2 separate regions of the Mus musculus genome follow, and region 2 is linked to region 1. The links are chromatin contacts, found by POLR2A ChIA-PET in ENCODE. All regions are on one chromosome and are shown on one strand. Each heading gives the region's core, a stretch centred on a gene start or an enhancer-like site at or near the end of the contact. The rest is flanking DNA. Distances are from core to core; before and after follow the strand shown. Region 1 holds the start of Arhgap33os (Rho GTPase activating protein 33, opposite strand). Region 2 holds the start of Proser3 (proline and serine rich 3).

Region 1 (4,357 bases), core at 800-3,299:
CTATCTCTAGCTCTAGCACCAGTGGGAAGAAAAAAAAATCACACTTTAGCTTTGATGATACAGAAAAAGGGAAGGCAATGAAGTGTAACACCTGTGTACGATTCCATCCTCTTAGGGAGAAAAAACTCAGACGACTTAGCCGGGAATTGCTAATTATGATTACACTTATAAACCCCAAATAGCAAACATGATACTCAGTGCACAAACAGATTTAATTCTTTGTTATTTGTTTGTTTTCAAGACAGGATTTCTATGTAGTTCTGGCTGTCCTGGAACTCACTCTTAGACTAGGCTGGCCTCGAACTCACAGAGTTCGTCCTGCCTTTGCCTCCCAAGTGCTGGGATTGAAGGTATGAGCCACCACCACCCAAGAGACTTAATTCTTTATAGATATATATCTATATCTGTGTCAAATGGCAACCGTGGTTTGGGAGTTTAGTCTTATACTTTAAGAAAAAATACTTTTTTTTTTTTTTGGAGGCAGGGTTTCATTAGCACAGGCTATGTCATTAGCACAGGCTATGTCATTAGCATAGGCTTCTCCCACAGTCTTTTTCCCCCAGCCGCAGCTTTCTGAGGAATAGAATGGCACGTGTGCCCTGTTTTCTCCCTTTTCAACTAACAAAAATATTAAAACCCAGCAAAAAAAAAAAAAAAAAAAAAATCACAGCTACTAAGCAAGTTCCGACAGTGGCCAGATACATAACAGAAATCAGAGAAACTTGTGAAATTGTTGAATGTTTGTCTCAATGGGATTTTCCCAACCAACACCCAACAAAATCCAACACCATTCCCTCATCTTCTCAGGCTTTTTTTTTTGAGACAGGGTTTCTCTGTGTAGTCCTGGCTGTCCTGGAACTCATTCTGTAGACCTGGCTGGCCTCAAACTCGGAAATCCACCTGCCTCTGCCACCCAAGTGCTGGGATTAAAGGTGTGAGCCACTACTGCCCAGCCTTCTCAGATTCTTATTGTCTGGGTTCAATACCTTTTTACTCTCCTCTCCCCACATCTGGCTAGTCACACACATGCCCAGCTTGGACTTTAGGGCCTTGGCCCAGGCCATCCCAGCTTCCAAGGATCCCTTCCCCCAGTTTTCTGCAGAATGGTTTACACTGTGAGACTCCTATCACACGCAGCACAACCCCTCCCCACCAACTACATTTTGTTCCCAACGATCGCGAGGCCAGCTTCACCCTGATAGCCCATCTCTGACCGTAGATCTTGGCAAGCAACAGCATAAGGACCCTGGCACCCAGTTCTGGACCGGCTCAATTGAAGTTGTCCCTCCGTGGTTGGTTCTTTCCCCACACCACACCGGCAGTGGAAGCTCACCTCTGCGCAGAAGCCTGGCTAGGCCCCAGCATGGGCCTCTGGCCATAGCTAGGCGATGCAGACGCCCCACCTGGGCGTTTGGATCCCTCACGGAGCCCAGCTCCACAGGGAAGCGGGGAGCCTGTGAATGCATCTGCAGCCCGCTTAGAGCCTGTCAGCTCCTGGAATGGGGTACACTCCTGAGGGGAGGGCGGGGATAAAGGACAATAGGGCTAGCTAAGGAGCAGTCTACTTGAGAAGGGAATTTGGGAGATTTCTGATGGGAAATCTACCGTCTGGTAGGCCGGGCCAGGGAGCTGCACACCATTAGACCAGGAGCCCGAGGGATCAGAAGTGATAAGTGGGAGGTTTAGGGCAAGGGCGGGCATTTCAAGGAAAATTTAAGGGCTTTGGGCAGAATCTGAGCCCGGGTAAGGCTCTGAAGTATCAAAAGGCTAGGAGGCCCGGAAGGCTGGTGGGGTCTGCGGGCTGGGAACATCTTAGGTGTTTCCAACACAGACGTGGGGTCTGAGTGAAAGAGGGCAGGGCTGGGGCTGGAGGTGGAGTATGGAGATGAGGTGGGTGTGGTGAAGAGCCGTGGGTCCTGAAAGCTCCAAATAGTTCTGGGCCTGGACTCTGGCCCAGCCAGGTACCTACCGTTGGGCGCTAGTGTGACTGTCACGTAACCGTGATCCAGCCACGGCTGTCTGTGCTGGAATTCTAGATGCAGATATGCCGGCGGCTTCCTGCTACCTCGCACTTGCGCAGTAGCCTGCCCTAAGAAGCATTCCCCCAACCCGACCCCACCATCTCATAGCGAAGGTTCAGAGATGTTGACCCAAGGGTTTCAGTTGACTCTCCTTCCTCCTTGTGTGCTCCAGAACTTCAGGCCAGCCAGAATCTCTTAGTTTTTATTTATTATTTATATTAATTATGTGTATGAATATTTTGCTTGTATGTATGTAAGCGCAGCACACGGGCTCCTAAAGTCCACGATAGACAAAAGAGAGGAACTGGAGTTAAAGGGGCGTGTGATCTACCCTGTGGGTGCTAAGAATCAAGACACTGGGGTGGGTGGGCAGCCCGTGCTCCTAACCGTTCAGCCATCTCTCCCAACTCCCAGCCATGCCATCCTGGACCCTCTTAACCGCGGTTCCGCATCTCTAACTGTCGTCCCGTGTTCACCATGACTACTTCCAGGCTCTTCCCTGAGCCCCATACCTGAAGGCCCTTCAGAACGTCTCCCTTTAGACATCACCTGGACTGTCGAGGCTGGCTCCATTCAGTTTTAGATGGTTGTCTCGCCTTGTTACTTAACAATATGCATCAAGAAGTTTCCCCTAACTTGTTCATAGTATTTGCCACTGTTTGAAACTGAAACAAGCTATGCTGGTATGGCTGCCTTTAATTTGGCTCACCGTCCACATGATAGAGAACCTGTTGCCATGTCCCCTCTGCCTGTAACTCCCATGATTCCTTGTTGCCTCTGGAGCACAGAGCAAGTCTAAAGGCCCTGTACTTCCCTTTATCCGTAGCTCCTCACTCCTTAATCTGAACCATTTCTCTATGGGATTTTTTTAGGTTGTTTGGTGGTGGTTTTTTTTTTTTTAATTTATTTAATATATGAATTCTCTGATGAATCATCTGCAGGCTAGAAGAGGGCACCAGGTCCCGTTACAGATGGTGGTGAGCCACCATGTGGTTGCTGGGAATTGAACTCAGGACCTCTGGAAGAGCAGCCAGTGCTTTTAACCACTAAGCCATCTCTCCAGCCCCTGGTTTGTTTGTTTGTTTTTTTGTTGTTGTTTTTTGAGGCAGGTTTTCTCTATGTAACCCTGGCTGTCCTGGAACTTGCCCTGTAGACGAGGCTGGTCTTGAACTCAGAAATCCGCCTGCTTTCCCATCCCAAGTGCTGTGATGAAGGCATGTGCCACCACCATGGAACTCCTTTCCATCTTTGTGGCTTTTATTATCATTTGCAGTGCTGGAGAGAGACTTTTTGTGCATGTTAAGCACATACTCTACCATCGAGCTGTGCCCCAGCTTCTCACGGGATGACTCTAGGCAAGTGTTCTGCCAGTGATCTATGTCCTCAGCTCTTGGGTTTTGTTGCTGTTGTTTGAGATAGAGTCTCACTATGTAGTCCAGGCTAGCCTAGAACCTGGAATCCTCTTGCCTGTGCTTCCGAGTGCCACATCTGTTTGAGACAGCATCTCTCACTGGAAACCTGTGGCTCACCAACTGGGCAAGGCTGGCCAACCAGTATCTGTGTCTCAGCCTGTATCCCCATGCTTGGAGTTTTATGTGGGTGCTGGAGAGTAAATCCAGGTCCTCAAGTTTGTGCACCAGGCATGTCACTGACCAAAACATCTCCTCAGCCTGCTCATCGGTGCTTATTAACTGAAGGAATGACCCACCCCTTCTGAGCAGTCATTTGTCGTAGGCCATCAGTGTCTGCTATTCACCTGTGTTGTTTATTACAAATCCTCTGAGAGGGAAAGAATTCTTGACTAGATCCCTGGCTAAGCACATTGAAGGATTAATTACCCTTCGGTTACCAAGTCACTACCACCCTAGGCTAGCACTTCTCCTCCCCTCCCCTCTCCCACTCCTCCTCTTCCTTCTTCTCACTCTGTAGTCCAGGCTGGCTTGGAACACATGGCCCTCCTGTCTCAGCCTCCCAAGTGCTAGGATAACAGGAGTGTGCCACCACACAGGACTAAAGATCTCTTGAGTCTCAGGCATGCCCCACCTGTCCGAGCAGACACCAGGGTCAGCCCTTTCCCCAAGGAGGCAGCTTCTGAGAAGTACAGACAGGGCCAGGACTCGGGACCTTTATTGAGCACATGGCCCCTGATGGTGCTGATGGAGACATCTTAGGCCGTCCTTCCCAGCAGTCTCCGCCACAGTTCCTGGCTGAGTAGTGCCTGCTCCCTGCGGGCACCCTGCAGCACACTCCTGTTCTCCTGGGCTCTTCGGATCAGGTAGGGAATCACCTCCTCCAGGCAGCCATAGGGAATAGACTTGTACACCATATATCCAGCC
Region 2 (4,058 bases), core at 1,368-3,867, 37 kb before region 1:
TGGGGTCAATTTGATGGGAGCCTTGACTGAGGGGTGACAGTAGCGTCCCTAGAGAGGTGTCCTGGGTCGGGCCGGAAAGCTGGGAGAGGGCTTAGGGAGGCTGTCTAGGTTACTAGGGCTCAGGTAGGCTTAGGGGTGGAAAGGTCTCCGAAGGACATCTAGGTGTGGTTGGGAAAGGCTGTCTTGACGGCGATTGGGACATCTGGCTGGGCAGTGGAGTCAGATCGGCTTTTAAAAGAGAGCCTAAAGAGGCTTCCTGGGTTCGGTCCTGTGCAGCTGGGACCCCTACTTGGCAGCAGGTGGTGACGGAAGTTGGGCCTGGGCCGACGCTGGTGTGGCCTGGATGGACAGGACACCCTCAGGAGACAGTGCTGAGGTCACAGCAGCAGGGTCCACACCAGGAGGCAGGCGGTATCGGCGGTGGAACTCTCGAGCAATGAATCCGTGTTCATCCTGAGGGTGGGGTACAGGGAGAGATGGGCTTGAGACTCCTACCCTCCTGCCTACCCCGCTCCCCAGTCTGGCATGCAGACCTACCGGGCGCTCCTCGTGCCGAGCATGGACCTCCACATGGTCGTCAACCACCTTGACAGAGATTTCCTCTGGCAAGAAGTGCTTCACATCCAGCAGCACGGAAAAATACCCAGAGTCCGTGGACACCTGCACACATGGCGGGTAGGGGTGGGGCGTCGATCGGATAGGGGTCTTGGCTTCTGGGACCCAGCACTCTCTATGATACATAGGTTACAGTGCTGCTGCCGAGGACTTGTGTAGACTGTCCCCTCTAAGTCACCAGAACCTCAGCCTCATAATAACTGGCCCCCCTCCCCTTCAAATACTGGGTCCACCTCTTTGTGGTAACCAAGTTAGATATCTACCCTATAACCCCCCACCCCATGTCCTTGACTCCACAGTCACCATTTCTGCTACGAGACCCCACCATGCTAGCAACCAAGATGCCACTTCCCCATCGCCAGAGTTCTTACTTAGGTCATGGGACCTCCTGTGCCCTTTACGGGTACTTTCCCCTCGTTTAGAGTGCCCAAGACCCCCTTCATCAAATCACAGGATCCCTCTTGAAGATGCAGCATCACCATATGCAACCCTAGGAACATTACAGCCCGTCGGGACTCACTTGTCCTTTCCCCCAGATTCCCGGCTCACTTGCCCCACCCTTCACCCCCTCAGAAGATCAGTAACGGGGGGGGGGGGGGGGAGGGGCTCAGAATACCGCACTCAAGGGACACCCAATGGCCCCACTGAGGGGTGACATTCTCCTCTAAGTTAAAAATCAACAGACATTCCCGCACCCCCGGCCCGGGGTTAGACCCCCCTCCTGGCCCCCAGTCTTGTTAGTAGTTGGATTGGCCCTCTCCCTAGGCCTGGCACCTGGGCTGTGGGTAACGCCACACTGGGGGCGCGCAGATAGTAGGGGGCGATCGCAGCAGGGCACAGTGAAGCCAGCTCTGCCTCAAGCAGCCCTTCGCCGAAACGCTGGTCAAAGAGGCGTCCCGGAGCAGAGAAACCTGGTAAAGGAGCTGAAGCACGGCGCAGCCAAGAAGGCTGCACAGGCACGGGGATCTCCATCCTGTTCCTACGCTGCCACCCTGGGCCCCGCAGTGCCCAAACGCACGCTGGCTCCGATTTATACTGTGCCCTGTGCCGCCCCTGCGGCGGGCCTCTCAGGGACACTGGGATTGAGGCCAAACTCAGGCATTAGTATTCCTTATTTAGAAACTTCAATAATTACTTGGCCAGTTATTAAACGCCTGCTGGATGCCCGGAAAAGGACACCAGGGAAATGTCATTAAGCCTTTTTCCATTTCTGTAAGGGGAAGCTAAAAGTCTAGGAGGCAGACCCTTATAGGTGTGGCAATCATTGTGGCAGTTGGGACCCTGGGTCCCGATTAGTCCCCCAAAGAGTTCTCAGTCCTCTTAATCCATCTCCGCCAGGCTGGCAGCTCTGAGGATGACGCATCAGTCTTAGTAACAGACTCCTGGAGAATGCTGCACCCATGCCAGGCAGTCAGGAGGACACAGAACAGACCCTACCCCAGAGTAGGTCGGGCCTAATTCTGTGCCTCTGACTCAGCCTGGGGTGCTCAGCGGCCAGGGGGCATGAGCATGAACACTCCAGGTTGGCCCCCGGGGGCTGCGCGCCGGGGCCCGAAATAGCTCGTTTTGATCCCACTACCTGGGCCAGGAGCCCGGGCCTGGCAAGGAGTACGGCCAGCTGCTCAAGAGGAAAGTGGTTAAGGTGACCATCAGGACGGGATAGCAGTCAAAGTAAAGACAGACGTCTCGGGTTAGCCCTGCAATAGTAGCTAGGCTGGAGTCAGGCCTTCGCTCCAACAGGTATCCTGGCGGTTAGAAATAAGGACTGAGTAAAAGGCAGGACTCTTAGCGCTCTTCAAGCGTCAGCCCGGCCTTTGATCCTTACTATTGGTCTGAAGTCTTGCCAATTACTGCTGCACGCTCCAATCAAACACACGCTCTCCCAGTTCGTCAAGAGAGAACGCCCCTCGGCCGCTTTCCAGTTACTTTTATTTTCTAGTCTATCATTGGTCGCTTTGGAGGCCGCGCTCCTACTCTGCACAGCCAGAAAGGGGCGGGGCTGACGGCGTTGCTTAGCGAGGAGAGTAGGCGCAGGGTTGTTCCGCGAAGAAGCTCCGCTGGCGCTAAGGCTGCGGTAAATGCCGACAAACTGACTGCAGGTGAGGTTGGTCCTCTTTCAGAGACCACAGGAGGCCTGGGAAGGCAACACGGGTTTACGTGAGCCTGAAGTCTCCCGCCCAATCTCAGGAGAACTACAACTCCCAAGATACCACACAGTTTGGGCCCTCCAACATCTCTGAGTGTCTCATGTCTTTTGTTCCCGCAGGGTGGGCCGAAGAAGAGTCGAAAAGAAATTTGAAAATTTAGTTCGTTAGTTTCCAAATTGCCCCAGACATCTAGGGGTGTTGTCTATGAACTTTTTCACTTAGGAGGAGCCCAGTGATTCATGGGGATTGTAGTCTCTACTGCCCCTTTCTCTTTGGGAGTCATGCCACCACCTCCCCCTTCCCTTAACAGGTTTAACCGGAAACATATTGTGTACGGTTTCGTCGTGGCTCTTTGTTAATGTTTTGTTTTTGCCTATTGTTTTCATTCTTTTTTTCATTTGTATGCTTTTAAAAAAAAGATTTATTATTTATTTTAGGTATATGAGTGCTCTCTCTGCATATACTCCCGTGTGCCAGAAGAGGGCATCAGACCACATTACAGATGATTGTGAGCTACCATGTGGTTGCTGGGAATTGAACTCAGGACCTCTGGTAGAGCAGCCAGTGCTCTTAACCACCGAGCCATCTGTCCAGCCCATATGGGTGCTTTTTAAAATGATTTGTATTGTTGTTGTTGTTTAAGACAGGGTTTCCCTGCACAGCCCTGTCTTGGAACTCACTTTGTAGACCAGGCTGGCCTTAAACTCCTGCCTCTTCCTCCTGGGTTCTGGGATTAAAGGCATCCACCACCATTCTTGGCTACATTACTTGGGTTTTTTTTTTTTTTCCTCGTGGAATTAATTGGAGCTTCATGAAATGGGCTTCTTGGAACATGTTTAAAGAGGTAGAAATTAGTTACCTTGATTTGACTGTAACATATTGTATACACGTATTGAAATATCATACTGTGCCGCATAAACTTGTACAATTAGTGTCAGTTAAAAACAAAACAGAACTATGCAACAGACCAGGTTTTTCCTGAATGGGGCTGGAAAAAGGGCTCATTGGTTGGGAGCAGGGGCTGGTCTTCCAGAGGTCCCAGGTTCAGTTCTCAGCATCACATGGCTACTCACATTCATTCCAGGGTCTTCAAGGGCATTGCACATACATAAATGTGCACAGGCACATGCAGGCATAATACTACCCATGCATACAAAATAAAAATAAATAAATCTTTTTTTAATTGCCTGAATAGTGTGAAGAAGTTGCAGTGTCTAGCCTGTTTCCTGATAGTCTGATTCTGTTAGCCTGGAGTGGGAACCCACTCTCACTCATCCTCTGGGGGTGTGCATGGGT

The links. ChIA-PET counts read pairs that join two places held with the same protein, here RNA polymerase II (POLR2A).
Region 2: POLR2A ChIA-PET joins it to region 1 with 16 read pairs in embryonic stem cell. The contact joins the promoter of Proser3 here to the promoter of Arhgap33os in region 1. POLR2A ChIA-PET finds 5 or more read pairs at or near these places in 2 of 5 experiments (Patski and embryonic stem cell).

The regions. Positions count from the first base shown.
Region 1 is chr7:30,512,814-30,517,170 of GRCm38, reverse strand. Arhgap33os (Rho GTPase activating protein 33, opposite strand) reads right to left here and starts at 2,049. Exons shown (of 12, transcript NR_036630.1): 1 at 1,970-2,049. Prodh2 (proline dehydrogenase (oxidase) 2) reads right to left here. Exons shown (of 10, transcript NM_019546.5): 10 at 3,769-4,357. The coding sequence ends at 4,189.
Region 2 is chr7:30,550,864-30,554,921 of GRCm38, reverse strand. Proser3 (proline and serine rich 3) reads left to right here and starts at 2,617. Exons shown (of 12, transcript NM_001382459.1): 1 at 2,617-2,714. Hspb6 (heat shock protein, alpha-crystallin-related, B6) reads right to left here and starts at 1,621. Exons shown (of 3, transcript NM_001012401.3): 1 at 1,390-1,621; 2 at 538-660; 3 at 1-453. The coding sequence starts at 1,587. The coding sequence ends at 286. Gm38670 (predicted gene, 38670) reads right to left here and starts at 2,094; the gene lies at 2,018-2,094.